Regions from separate parts of the Homo sapiens genome. Here all the other regions are linked to region 2. A link is a contact called in ENCODE Hi-C or POLR2A ChIA-PET data. All regions are on one chromosome and are shown on one strand. The core of a region is the stretch at or near the end of the contact, and the rest is flanking DNA. Distances in the headings are between cores, read along the strand shown. Region 1 overlaps NFIB (nuclear factor I B). Region 2 overlaps NFIB (nuclear factor I B). Region 3 overlaps NFIB (nuclear factor I B).

Region 1 (4,591 bases), core at 1,716-4,215, 59 kb after region 2:
CAAATGACATAGGTTGCTTTGCTTTGTTGTAGTTTTCAAAAATGGACACAACAGAGTTCATATTTGATAATACAAATAGCCCTTGTCGGTGGCATGATAGCTTTATCCATCTTTTTTAGTTTATGACTTGTGGTTATTTTTAAAACATTGAAAGAATTTTGAAAAAAGTCATAAATGTCTGTAACACTAGCACTTTTAAGGCAGATAATAGACATCTAAAATCTTCAGGGCATGGCTATGGCTTTAGAATCATCTGAATAAGTTGAAAATATTTAAGAAATATAGGTCTGTTCATCCAAAGAATTAAATAATTTGCCTTTGTCACGATGGAATAAATAAAATATCACAGGTTATTTTTGTTGTGGTAGATGCCTTTTAACAAAAGGCAATCCCTGGAGACTGTTGTAGAAAAGGACAAAGCAAAACGGGTGTTTTGGTTTTGCTTTATTTTGATTGATTGTTGTTTGTTGTCATTACTTTCTTTGTACAATCACTTTTCCATGGTCACCCTCTTTTCTGCTTTATACTAATTGCCCTGTTGAGGTGTTTCCATGTCAAATGCAGCTCTTGTCGGAACTGAAAATGGCAGTGCCAAGGGAGCTGTGCAAGTATAATCAAAGCTGGAAGATTTCCTCCATCCACCCGCAACCCCAAGGCTTAAGCATTCCCTTAGGAACCAAAGCTGACTCTTTGGGAAAGTTTTCACAGCCTTATTAGGTTACAACCCTGAAGATGTTTTGTTGTTTTGACCTTAAAATTTTGTGAACTGTTTTGTGAACTGTGTGTGTGTGCACACACATGTGCAAAGGAGTTGCTTGCACCTTGAGAGAGTCAATTTTTCTGCCTAAGTGAAAGGTCAGGAACTGCAGTTAACCCAGAGTAAAATATTGGTTGGGTGAAGGGCTCACTTCTAGTATAGTCAGAATGGGCTCAAGATCTTAGGAGGATGATAGGTGATGAACTGCTTAAGGTAGGTACTGTTGTGTTTGTGCTTTGTCTCATGTGGACAAATTACCTTGTTGCATATGTGAGTTATGTGGACATAAACATATACAGCAGTTACTCCCTGACTGGCTGGCTTTCTTAAAGTGATAGTCAGAATATAGCCTGTACTGTCAGATATGAAAGATCAATATAATTGAATGAAAAAGAAAGCTGAAGGACAATCCAAGAATAATACAAACATAAGCTATTTTAAAACATTAGAGGGAGTGCTTTATGCAAAAGAGAAACTGAATTTATTGTTTCATTCTCTCTTCTCTCCCTTCACCCCTTTCAAGAAAACGCAAAGCCACAAGTGAGTGGTTGTATGTGTCTGATGGCTTATGTAAACATAGAAGAAGTCTTCAGATGGCTAAAATAAACATGCGCGTGTTACCAAAGGATATGTTTACACAAACCATTTGCTCAGCCTCTGAAATAATGAATAAATGAAGATTTTACTAAAATAATTGGGAGGATTTTTGTGTTTCTGCGGATGCCATAATTGAATGGCACCAAAGAGACTTTTATCAGCTATTTTCCGTGTTACATGTGTTAGCAGTTCCTTTCTGTGGGTTGAATACTTCATTCTGTAGTTACTTTACACATGTTTTTCTAAGAAATTGTCGTTTATTACTGCAATTCTAGAGAGTTGCTTGATTTCTCAAGAGAAATTTAGCAGCCAGTAAAGGTTATTTGGATCTGGTTGGTCAGGAGAGGGAGGGCAAAAAAAAAAAAAAAAAAGAAAAAAGAAAGAAAGAAAAAAAAAGTGTGGGGGGGTAATAGCTCTCATTTTATCCATGTAACTTAATTTGCATAACACTCACCTCAGCCATTTTCCTTGCTTTGTTCATAACATTTTCTTTGTAAAATGTATGCTCTCAAAAGAATGAATATTTAAACAAAAAATAACTTTCAATAATGGGTTGCAAACCATATGTTTGTATTACATATATGTGTTTGTGTGTGTATGCATCTATATGTGTGTGTGTATGTAGTGTGTGTGTATATCTCCACATATATGTGGCATACGTATGATAAGGGCAGTATGTCCTTAGGTAATATAAAGAGTTAACTTTTATTTCAACATTACACTTAGAACATCCCCGCGAATTCACTAGGTTAGCATTTCCTGCTCTCAGTTTGTTATCTTGACACATAACTACAGTACAACAGCTGGGTTGTTCCTGGAGTTCCTGGGGGGAGCTTTATTCTCCGAGTGCTGAATTTCCTTTTCAGCTGTCAGCTCTAAAGTGTGTTCAAATCCTCAACTTTTTATACACCATTCTGGGCCCCTAGCACCACTCTGGGACTATGATAGAAATGCTGATATGGTAGATGAATGGAAGAATCTTTGGTTCAAGGTGGAGAATTGCAAAAACCAAAATTTCACATGATCATTGTTTGGTAAAGGGGCTGCTAACTACTTTTGTCTTTGTATATGAATATTCTTTTTAAAGGAATTACTCTATTCTCATCAAAATTATTTGCACCTGTTATGAAATCAAAAATAAAAACATTACCATTCTTAAAAATGATCTTGATATGGTTTTCACGGACGCACAACATCTGTGGTCTGGCTTTTGAATAATATGTTGGGATTTGTCGTAGTTTTGCCTAACTTTCTCCATTTATAAAGAAAGATTTGTACAACACGACATTTCCTTTTTATCTAGGCAAACTCTTCAGAACACTTCCTAAGAAATTAATTGTATTCCAGCCAGACTTGCATGCTGCCATCCCACAGGAAATGGGTCAGCAATCCATTAAGATGCCATTAGATAATCTAATTTGGAACTTAATCTCTAAATTAACCATGCTCCATACTTGAAGCGTACTTGAGAGAAAGAAAAAAAGTTTACGTTTGAATCGATAGGGGAGCCGAAGCGTGAAGAAGGCTGTTTGTTTTTTCTGTAGCTGTGGTCACGTCTCAAGCCGTCTGGTAACCAGGAGAAACCAGACATGATGTAATTCCAGATTGAACTTGAACTTCAGGGACTTAGGTTGGGGGAACAATGGACCATAGGAATCAATAATGTCCATTTTCCACATGATTATGTTTGGAGCTTTAAGTTAACCTTTATGGGAGAAGCAGCAGGATCTGCAGTGTGACCAAAATGAGATGATCCTGAGACAAGATGTTAGAGGAAAGAAAACAACTTTTTTCCGTGATATTTTCTGAGCAGGACTGCAGATTCCAGCAGGATTAGAAAAGTTCCCGCTCTGCAGTAAACCGGTGGCCTGTTCAGAGCACTCTTTGTTCGCTTAGGTAGGACAAACTTAATCTTACGTTTCCTGTCGATGATTTTTGGCAGCGCTACTGGAGAGGGAGGAGCGTGATTCTGAAAATTCCCAAATGTAAACCTTGCTGATTAACCCTTTGTAGTGAAAGGAAGTATATTAAACCCCTACTTTATTTGAATATGTTTTATGTAAAGTGCCATATTTACAGATGTAGTTCGTCCGTAAGAAATCAGTTCCCTCGACAGCCAGTGCACCATTTATTAGCTTACCTTTTTGGTTCTCATTTTTGCTAGTGCTGTTAGTAGGGATATGATGATTTTTTTAGTCATATTTACTTAAATAACAAAGACTATGAATGAATAAATATCATAATAAACATAATAAATGATAAAAGAAATGGCAAAATCTTAAGGTCAAGTAATTGAAGAACACGAATTTTGAATATTCTGAAATTGCAGAAAGTTACAATTATTCTCTCTTGCTCACTTTGTTTCACACACAGGAAGATCTTTTGCCCATGTAAGATCTTTTGCCCTTGTGAACAGAGTAGCAAGCATGATATTAAAATGTGTTCAGTTCTTTAATCATTTGTAATTTTATGCTTCAGCATTCTGATACAAGTAAGTTTCACCTTTAAGAGGTAAAATTGTGCAAATAATGCTGATTTTTGCTTTTAACTGAAAATCATTTATAAAAGAATCTCTTTTTGCTTTGTATAAAACTTATATTTCTATTTGATTTAGTATGCCTTGGGTGATTTTCTCTAGTGAAAGGCACTATTTTGAAGCACCATTTTTGTAGAGAATTTTATCTGCTGTTAAAGCATCACATATGCAAATAAGAGGAGCAGTACCACTTTTAACAATAGCATTGAAAAGAAGCCCAGGGTAGAGAGGAATACAGACAGAAAGAGGCTGGAAATCAACATGTGGGCTTCTCCACTGTGCTGTGGTCTGTGGGAGGAGATAAAATAATTGCTCTGAGCCTGATAATTGTATAATTTTTAATTGGCTAAAACCTCCCACAGCTACCTGAGTTCTTATATATGTATGCATGTGTGTACTGTAATTTATTTATAATTAGTCATCTTCATAATAATTTTTCATCTTTCATTTTCAGTTCTAAAATTTGAAAAAGATCAAACAATTTTTTTATAAGTCCTTAATTTGGCCAATTGAGGAAGAGCTTTTTTCTTATTTATGTTTAAACCGAACATTTTAAGGAAGTTTTTATTTAAGTGTAGGTTGCTATATCGAAGGCTTCAAGTATTATGTAAGAGTTTTTTACTAAACGAGTGCAGTAATTATAAGGAACACATTTAATATTTAGTGGCAGTGCTCCCATATGGAGTGGCTTTTTCTTGCCC
Region 2 (4,812 bases), core at 859-3,358:
AATGATTTTCTGTCTTTTCATGCTATGTATGGTTGAAAAGCAGTGTGGTGCCTTTTGTTCTGGTAAATTTTCTGAATAAAGATTTGCGGATCATTTTGGACTGTCTGGAGGCCAGTGTGCGTAATTCGGTATATAGCTGATCGCAGGTTCCACTGGCCCTAAGATCTTAATTTGTTGGTAACATGCTTATCATGGGGTTTATATTTTTATCTCCAGTAGTAACAACTCTATAAGATAGGTGATTTTTATTGTCTCCAATTTGTTAAGTGAGGAATCTGAGGCAAAAAGAGGACTAATAACCTAGCCAAGATTTCATAACTGGTCATCTGTGGCTAGGATTCAAATCCCAGCTCTTTGATTTCAGTGCTCCATGTTGCTGCACTACCCATGCTTCACATCTCTGAACTGCATCTAATTCCTTGGTCAGCCCTGAAGCTTTATGTAAAATCCAGTCAAATTGCCAGTTCTTAGAATCTAGTTTTGTTTGTTTGTTTCTCAGATGTATTTCAATTCTGAGGATTTTCAAACTTATTCTCACCCTAGGACAGAAGCAAGTAGGCCATAACCTCCCCTGCTAAGGTATTCCTCACACTCATTACACCCCCTTAACATAGATGAGAATGGGGTGGGCTGGGTGCAGGGTTACTGTTGTTTGTGGGAGTTCTCATCTCTAGTTTTGGACATAGACCAGCTAGCAAGCAGGCTCCATGGCCACTGTGGACCCTGCCCCGGTGTGACTTAAGGGTCATGTGGCATTCCCAGAGGCCTGGATTCACCACCATTTGCCAGAAAAGTTGTCTAATTCTTGAAATAAAAGGAGTCCAGTGGAATAGTAGCAAGGGTGAGGAAAGCAGTGAAATCGTGCAACGTATATTAAAGATGCCCAGAAATAGGTCAACGCAAAGTTCTGTATTTGCTGTATATACAAGTTCTGCTTTTTATGTTATTAGTGACCCTGGAACAAGGGTCGGGGTGCTGGTAACAGCAGTTCACTTTTCTTTCATCAGAGAAGGGTTTACAAAAGAACGGTGGCTTTAAGAGATCTTTGACATTATTCCAGCAAGGTGCTAATTGTGGTTGTGGTTTCCTTTTTCTTTCTTTCATTTTTCGCTTTAGTCTACCAGGTGCTACCGAGTCAAAAGCATTCACTGAGAGCCCACAGACCATTCTGTATGCATGGGCCATGGCAAATCAAACCGCATCAATAAACCTGTACTTTTAGAAAGGGAAGAAAAAATTTTCCTAAGAGATTATTTGGTATCTAAACTTTTTATTTTTGTTTAAACAAACCTAATTTGCATTCCTAAGAGTCATTTTTTAAAGTCCTTATTGTAAGCATATTTGGTTTTTGTTCAAACCATTGGCTTTAAAACACTTAAATTCTAGTGTATAATCATTTATTTTACTTTCTGCTTATATTGATCATTTTTCCTTTAATATTTATTTTCAGGTTACCTTGAGGATAGTTTTGTAAAATCTGGAGTCTTCAATGTATCAGAACTTGTAAGAGTATCCAGAAGTAAGTAAATTGTTTTGTTACTACTTAAGCATGCAGTATGATTTAAAATACTTTATATTTTGAACCTTAAATGTAGTATAAAGAGTGACCACATATTAGGAAAATTTGAATTAAAATCTTAAAACCTTTGATGAAATAACAATATATTTTGCTTGATTTTCTAAAATGTTTGCATTCAAATCATCAAAACTTTTTGTTGTACAAAAATAATTTTGGGGTTTTTCTGATTGCCATGTTATTGGTATTCATTTAATTCACTGTTCTCTGCATGACCATAGATGGCCATTTATATCAAAGGAAGTGTGATTAATTAAATGTACTCTATGTTGTTATGATAACCCACATAAGTTTCCTGTAGATAAGTGCTTTTTCATTTTACTAACATTTTGGTGGGGGTTGGAGATGCACAGGATATACACACTAACGTGCAGAGTGTAGAGGGATGCAGAAATTAACTTTGCAGATTGTAGTTGGATATAGATAGAAAGCATTGTTATCCAAAACAATGTCCAATTGTTTTAACTGGCCACTTCACCTGAGACACCATTCTTAGCAGGCTGGATCAGATTTTTCTAGGCTAAGCTCACCTGGCAGGCTACCTAAGCAAAGGGGACGTTACCTTGATTAACTCTTTTACTTATTACTAGCATGTACAAACATATCCAAGATGCAGATCTATATGTACTAATTATGTTAAAGAAGGTGACTCCTTTCTTCATACTCCCTTCACTGATTTAGCTTATTTATGTAACTTTGAAGGGTATATTTTCACCTGACATTTTGATAGAATGCATCACACTTCGGAGTGATGTTATTCAGATGATGTAGTCACACTCTGATACCTGCCTAAGTTGTGTTTCTCATTTGGGTCATATTTAGAGGTCATGAATAAGAATTATGATGATCCAGAAAGAACAAAGAGTAATCGAGTTACTGAGGATAAGAATAAGCAGTGTTTTAGAGTCTTGTTGTTCAGTAAAGGAATCTTCACGCTATCACTGACTGTCTTTTGAACCGTAGTTCCTCAAATAGCTCACATTTCTAAAGTGAACAGTGCAAATAGCATGTATAGCAGGGAGTGATACATATGAACGTTTAAGATCTTAAGTAGTTTATCCTTTCTGGTATAATTCTAGAGTGGATAAATGTATGCCCAAAAGACTTCTCTCATGGGTCTTTTTACATGGTGGCAGTGTAGGAGAAGAAACACAAATATCCTGTATTCTGGTAGCCCCAGGGTGTGTATTCGATGGGCAAGGAGATTGTCCAAGGCAGTGTACCTTAATGTGTTTTTCCAGATCAATATGTGATATCCAAAGGTATCCAACATTTGAAAGTTTTCACTTTTAATTTGGGAAGAAATATGCCTGACTTACCAGTAGCACTTTGTAGCATCAGGTAAGACAGGGGTTATCTGAAGGGGTGTGTGTGTCTTCCCCATACTCTTCTTTAGCGGAAAGGCTTATGGTGCTCCAGTTAGGAGGCTTATTAAATTATTTGCTTAAATTTGTACTTCTCTGAGTTCAAGTTCAATGGTATATTTTCATCCTTCTTAGGAGTAGGGCAGTAGAGTCAGCTGTCAGAAAATATTTATTTAGTACCTCATGATAGGTAATATTATGCTAAGGGCTGTCAAAGGAGAACCACATTAGAACCTTCAAAAGCCCAGATAGATATTTTGAAAAATCTGAATTTCAAACATTAAAACAAAGATGAAAATTATCTTTCTAGAACAGTTCAAAACCAAGGTAAATTTAATATACTTCATTCATTCATTCTTAACTTATAATGTCATATCCTAGAAACTTTTAGGTTATTTGTTATAACAAACATTACTGATTTGTAATTAGCACATTAATTATCTATATTCATTACGTAATTTATTCAGCAAACATTTATTTTCTCCTCCATATGTAAATAGGTGTCTCTGAAAGGCCTGATAAGTTCTCCTCCTAAGTGTTTTAATATATCCGCATCATAATCTTTGTTTACACAATTAAACTTCATTATTTATGAAATAGGGGTTTGCTAAGTAAACATAAACTTCAGCACAACACTATGTGTGTATCACAAATTCTGACTTCTTGAGGGTTTACAGTATGCTAGTGCTTTCAGTCCTCTAGGGTTTTACAATCATAAGACCCACTGATGTGTATGTTGACTTTAGCTAATGAAGCCATTCAGCATTAGGATAGTGATCTCTCTTTTGAATGATATTATCTCCATCTTAAAAGTTGATTTAGGATCAGCTTTTGGAGTGAGGAGAACAATAAGGGAGATTAAAGGTTGGCCTCTAACCCTTAGAATCTGAGGTTCTTTGGTGCTTCATTTCTAAGAGGATATCGGCATCCTCTTAAACATGATTTGCAGCTTTCAGCCTTCTTGTAGCTCCCTGGGAGAGGCGCTAACACTGATCTTTGCGTCTGATGTAAGTTCTTCCAGAGGCTCTTAAGCAGGAATATCTGACTGAGACTTGCTGTTCCCACACACTCTGTCATTAAATAATTTCCATGTGTGTTGTTTTAGTACTTTGGCCGTGTTTGTTAATCTACTTTCCTTTCTGTATCTCCCATTTAGTGTCAGAATGCATACTAAATTTTTACAGTGCTCATGCATAAATCCGTAGACAAATTATTTTATTGCTATCTTTACAAAATTAAAACATAATATGTGTACATATTTATGGAATCCATGTGATCTCTGGATCCATGCATACAGTGTATAATGATTAAATCAGGCTATTTAGGATATCTGTCATCTCAAACATTTATCATTTCTTCATGTTGGGAATGTTTCAAATCTTCTTTTTTTGCTATTTTAAAATATGTAATATATTGTTGTTAACTGTAGCCACCCTGCTGTGCTATCAAATACTGGAAATTATTCTTTCTGTCTATTATAACTGTATGTTTTTACCCATTAACCAATCTCTCTTCATCTCCTCACCTCCCCACCCTCCCCCACCTCTGACAACCCCTTCGATGAGATCAACTTTTTAAGCTCCCATGTATGAGTGAGAACATGCTATATTTGTCGTTTTTATTGCTGTCTTGACACTGCGGAATAATCTTTCTGGAACAAAATTTAGAAAAAAACAATTTCTGAAGATTTTAAAATTATCATTTACTACAAATTACATCTAGTTTATTTATGGGTAAGCAAATTATGTTAACTATGGAGCCATATGTATTCAATAGAAACTATAAATCTTTGCCTAAATATTGCATGAGCTTAATAAATTGAAAATAGTTTATGTAAGGTGGAACCTCTAAGTTTCCTGTTAATAACTCAGG
Region 3 (4,663 bases), core at 162-2,661, 57 kb before region 2:
GAGAAGCTACATCAGACTTTCATTTTCTGAAGTATTTCGGTTTCCCATGTTACTGTGTAGCAGTGGTTCCCAAAGTTTGGTCCCACGACCAGCAGCACTGGTCTGACCTGTGAGCTTCTGGGAAATGCAGATTCATGGGCCCTATCTGGACCTATTAAATCAGATCTCTGAGGATGGGCCAGAAACTCTGTTAGGACAAGCTCTCTGGGTGATTCTTGTGCATGTTAAAGCTTAAGAACCACTGCTGTGGAGAATGGATGGTGGACCTGACTTAGGAAGTGTTTATTACAGATCCCTTATGTGACTAACAAGGAACCTGGGGGCCCGCGTTAACTTTCCAAAGATCAACCTGCTGGTGGATAGGTAACTTTCCAAAGATAAGTAACTTTCCAAAGATCAACCTACTGGTGGATGGTAATCAAGAAATACCAGTTACCTGACTGTGCCCAGTCTTTCTGCCATGGAAACTTCCCAGGCAGTGAGAAGATTATCATAGCATTTTAAAAAGAAAGGTGTAATTATATGCTATATTACCTTTCAGAAACAGCGCTTACAAAAATACGAATGGAAATAGGCAAATAATGTAGTGCATAAACATGATTGATGTATAATTTTTGATTTTATCACATTTTATATGTGATGCATATTGTGTTTGTGTGTCTCTGAGACTGGAATGGGGAAGCAGGAAGTAGCTGTTATCTTAACTTAAGCTAATTATTCTCTAAGCAGTGAATTTACTAGGGCTATGACCTTGGGTAAAACATTTAATCTCTGTGAGCCTCAATTTCCTTATCTATGAAATGGGGATAGTAATATCTACCTAACACAGTTGTTAGCGTAAGGTGGCTTATGTGAAAGTGTTTTGTAAGTTGTAAAGCATTTAAAGCATTATAAGTGTGAGCAGTATTTTTTTATCATATAACTTAAATCCAATCATCTAGCAAACATTTATTAATTATATTATGTGAAATATTGTAAGTGTAGAGTTTTAAACATGTTTTTTTTTTTTCCCAGAGGAATTATAACCTTTTGAGATGATTACCTAAATTATTCACACTATTACTCAGTGGTGAACCCATTCAAACAATATGGACAATTTTATTAGAAATTCCCAAATCTATATTTTGGATTGAATTTAACCTAGTTGTTAGTTGTTTTCTAACCTTGTTTTAATTTTTATTTTTAGTAGGGATACTTAAGCACATTGTGACATGGTGTACTGTACTTTAGTATGTTTAATGTTGCCCTTAAGGAGATCATTCAGTTTAATAATTAAATGAGTATATAATCATTTGTATAACCTTCCAGGAAAGCAACAAAAGTGCATGAGCAATTTCTAAGTAAAATTAAGTCAGTGAGTGGTTTATGTGACTCATCAACCTTAATGTGAATTGGAGTAGTTTTGCTTTCATCAATTGGAAATAAGTATTCTAATTATTTGTATGAGTCTTTTGGTTGCCCAGTTAAGCAGTTAGATGTTCCTTACAGCCGTAGGCTAGGCTTTCTCAGGGATTTATTAATTTATGCCTCTTTCATGTTAGAATGGTTCATTTTTAAGGAAAGTCCAGTTACCTTTAGAGATGACACTTATTTTATGATAAATGGCAACGTATTTGCATTAACACTAAGGCCATATTCCATTTCATATGGGCTAAATTGCAGCTACCAATAAAACCCAGTGGTACATTATTTTGATGTGGGTATTCTGGTCAGTGGAGAGATCATTCTTTAAACGCTTTAATCTTTTAAATGTCTATTCTTTCTAGAGGCTGAAGAGCTTTCTAAAGTGTATACCTCCTTTATTGAAAGTACAATATTCATGTCACAACTCAAATCACTTTTAATAACAATATGCTATACTGTTCAACTCTGATTTCCTTTTGGAGTCTACGAGAGGGCTGACGTGGAGGGGCCCACCAGCTGGGGAAGCACAGCTCAGACGGCCCCGCAGGGTGGATGGCACAGAATCTGATATAAACGGGTAAACTTCTGGCCATTGCCCTGGTCACCAACTCCTTTGACTTGTTTTGTCCCTGGCTCTGGATTCTGTCTTCTGGATTCAAATTGCAGTTTGTCCAGTTCCGTGCCTTGAGTAACTATACTAGTATTTTTTTAAGGTAGACAATGGGAGTGGTCAAAGCTTTTATCTATTCTCATTATTTTTCAGCACAGTGTCATTTTAAAGTGAGTAGAATTATTTTTTTAACTTTGTTTCTTAACCAGTGTAGACCCAATTTATGTATTCCCTATATCCTGTTTCTGTGCATTTCCTTGCTGTTTCTTACTATCGATCTAGGATAAAATGTATTTCTTTTAAGAAACTTCCCAGGTCCATTCATATCTGAATCCAGGATGTTTTTTGAGTGCAGTTTTTAAAATTGAATTCTAATTCCAGATTTTAAAAATAGCCCAGGTAATATTACTGTTAATCACACAGAAAAACTATTTTTGAATACAATATTGTAGAGGATTAAGCTAAGAGCACTGTTGTTTTGAAATGAAAAATTTTAATTTTACCGCAAGTTTTTCCAGGTTGCAGTGATACTTAACATTGTACAAATACATGTATGTAATTAATACTTTAAATTTTTAGGGAATGATTGTTGAGTATCTGGCTTTCAGTCCAAACAGAGACAAAAATGATCATGTATACAGAGAAGCAGAAATTCAGTACGGTTTCAACCTATTAATTAGACTTTCCTTTACTTTCCTATAATCAAAGGTGAGTAACTTCCCAGAAAATCCACAGTGTACAAGAGATGCGGCTATTTTGATACATATTAGCACTGACACAAATGAAATTTGAAATGGGAAGTTTTTTTAGGACTCAGTGATGAATGTTTACATTTGAAAGTTAAAAATTTTCTTTCTGTTTTTTTCCAGTAAAAATTCAAAACAAATTAAAACAGTGAATGATGTTTTCTATTGTACTTATAGTAATCATCTCTTCTGCTTGAAGTTTTATTATTTGGCCATATAAAGTGACAGATCATTGTAACCAATTTGTGGTTTTAACCATCAGAAGTAATTGACTAACGATGCTATTTATATTTGGTTAGGGATTAATGGAGGGGTGTGGGTGTGTGTTTGTGTGAGTGTGCACATGTGTGTATGTATACTTACATTTTAGCGTATTTTCTTCGTAAGTGAAGTGCCAAAAACAATTTGTAAAGCAATTCTGTTTTTTTTGGTGTTCTCAAACTCAAGGGTTTTAATCACTTTTTAAGTTCATTTTTCGTTATTTTTAAAGTTTTGAATTATTTTTTGCAAAAATCTTAAAGTAAAAAAGAACTTTTATCTCTAGAGTGGAACAGATGAAAAGGGTAGAGATCTTAACCACAAAAAATGTTTTAAATACCCTCTACATTTACTACTTTACACGTACAACTTGGATGCCTCTCTATATATTTAGTTTCATTCAAGTTTTCCAGTTTTCATTCTAAAAAGGAAGCAAAATACAGAATCCTTTTTCCAAAGGAAAATGTTTGTAGTGTCATGAAAAATGAGAACAGATGGCATTGTAAAGCTTTGGGGAGATGTGTAGCGCTTCAATTCAAATTGTTAGGCAAAGTCGGAGACAAATACATAGCTACCAATTGTTGTAGTTATTTATATGACTTAATTCAAGTATGTAAAACAAAAACGTAGAAAGGATAGAATTTTGCTTCTTGTATTAAATAAAAAGCATTTTTGTAATTTATGATCCAGCCCTCACCAAGTGAATGCCTAAGCAACCAGGTTTTTTTTAGGAAAAAAAAAAATAATCAGGAAAAGCAGTTCTAGTCATTTAAAATGTATCCTGTACTTTTGGGTTTCACAGTGGGCAAGTTTACCCAGAGGCAGTGTGACAGCCTATTAGCAAAATAAATAGATCTTCCAAACTTGTAGTCCTCTGCTCTTTTCCCTCCACTTTTAAGTAAATTAGCTTTTCAGTGCGTCTGGGCTTGGGTTGTGGTAGGATGCATTAACTTCTCCCCACACTGTTCTGATTGCGCAGCAAAGCGTCCATTACCAATACCATATCCAAAGTGACGTTTCCATACAGGCTGCCTGCTGTTTCATTCATAACCACAAAACAAACTGAAATGACTTTACTTCTTTTTACAACTTGCAAAGAGTTAATGGACTGTGCTGGCCCCCTGCCAAAACCTTTAAGAAACTTTATTAATGTGTTATGAGGCTGGGACACCATAGTGTGGGATTTTATTGGTTATTCATCTTAATGAATAAAAATATGTATGCACAATTAAAGCCACATTCTCTAGCAATTGCCTTCTAATAAATGTTGAGTCTTTGTCAGTGCCCGTCATTGCATTTGCTTATCGATTGTGATCCTTTTCCTTCCAAATCCTAAAGTTACCAGTAGTGCAATTACGTGAACTTTAAAGAAATACCAGCTTAGTATTGGAAACGAGCAATTATTCAGTGATGAAAAGAACATAAGCATGTCATAAAAATGAATTAAAAATATCTCCATGTCAGAAACAGTAGTTATAATCTGCAGCATTTTTCCCACTATATATGAAAAAGGCTGGGCTGTGATGTATTGATGATTCATAAGACAGAGGCAACATAATTTTGCTGTAGATCATGTAAGAAAGTGATAGTGGAAAAAAATAACTTGTTTACTCTGACATGCTACTTATCAGAAAACATTTCATTT

The links. A loop is a pair of places that touch in the nucleus more often than their neighbours do. ChIA-PET counts read pairs that join two places held with the same protein, here RNA polymerase II (POLR2A). Pooled maps may share reads with other maps.
Region 1: a map of endothelial cell of umbilical vein shows a loop between it and region 2 (5-fold over the local background). The contact joins two enhancer-like sites. A Hi-C loop is called at or near these places in 4 of 168 maps with a recorded cell type or tissue (Jurkat, cardiac septum, endothelial cell of umbilical vein and 1 more), 1 of 37 single-sample maps with no recorded cell type and 5 of 50 pooled maps. POLR2A ChIA-PET finds 5 or more read pairs at or near these places in 4 of 52 experiments (A549, OCI-LY7, activated B cell and 1 more).
Region 3: a loop to region 2 is called in a map of endothelial cell of umbilical vein, with 3 times the contacts of the local background. The contact joins two enhancer-like sites. A Hi-C loop is called at or near these places in 7 of 168 maps with a recorded cell type or tissue (CD8-positive, alpha-beta T cell, K562, endothelial cell of umbilical vein and 4 more), 5 of 37 single-sample maps with no recorded cell type and 3 of 50 pooled maps. POLR2A ChIA-PET finds 5 or more read pairs at or near these places in 1 of 52 experiments (OCI-LY7).

Annotation. Positions count from the first base shown.
Region 1 is chr9:14,095,010-14,099,600 of GRCh38, reverse strand. All of the region lies in intron 10 of NFIB (nuclear factor I B), which reads left to right. Among named protein-coding and RNA genes, the nearest start is that of LINC00583, 170 kb to the right of the region's middle. Within about 2 kb of position 2,965, at least 13 of the 41 ENCODE cell types and tissues checked have a DNase peak (open chromatin) inside an H3K27ac peak, as active enhancers do; they include endothelial cell of umbilical vein, where a contact is called at or near this core.
Region 2 is chr9:14,152,532-14,157,343 of GRCh38, reverse strand. It overlaps NFIB (nuclear factor I B), which reads left to right. Exons shown (of 11, transcript NM_001190737.2): 4 at 1,451-1,519. Among named protein-coding and RNA genes, the nearest start is that of NFIB, 160 kb to the left of the region's middle. Within about 2 kb of position 2,108, at least 3 of the 41 ENCODE cell types and tissues checked have a DNase peak (open chromatin) inside an H3K27ac peak, as active enhancers do; they include endothelial cell of umbilical vein, where a contact is called at or near this core.
Region 3 is chr9:14,208,984-14,213,646 of GRCh38, reverse strand. All of the region lies in intron 2 of NFIB (nuclear factor I B), which reads left to right. Among named protein-coding and RNA genes, the nearest start is that of NFIB, 100 kb to the left of the region's middle. Within about 2 kb of position 1,411, at least 5 of the 41 ENCODE cell types and tissues checked have a DNase peak (open chromatin) inside an H3K27ac peak, as active enhancers do; they include endothelial cell of umbilical vein, where a contact is called at or near this core.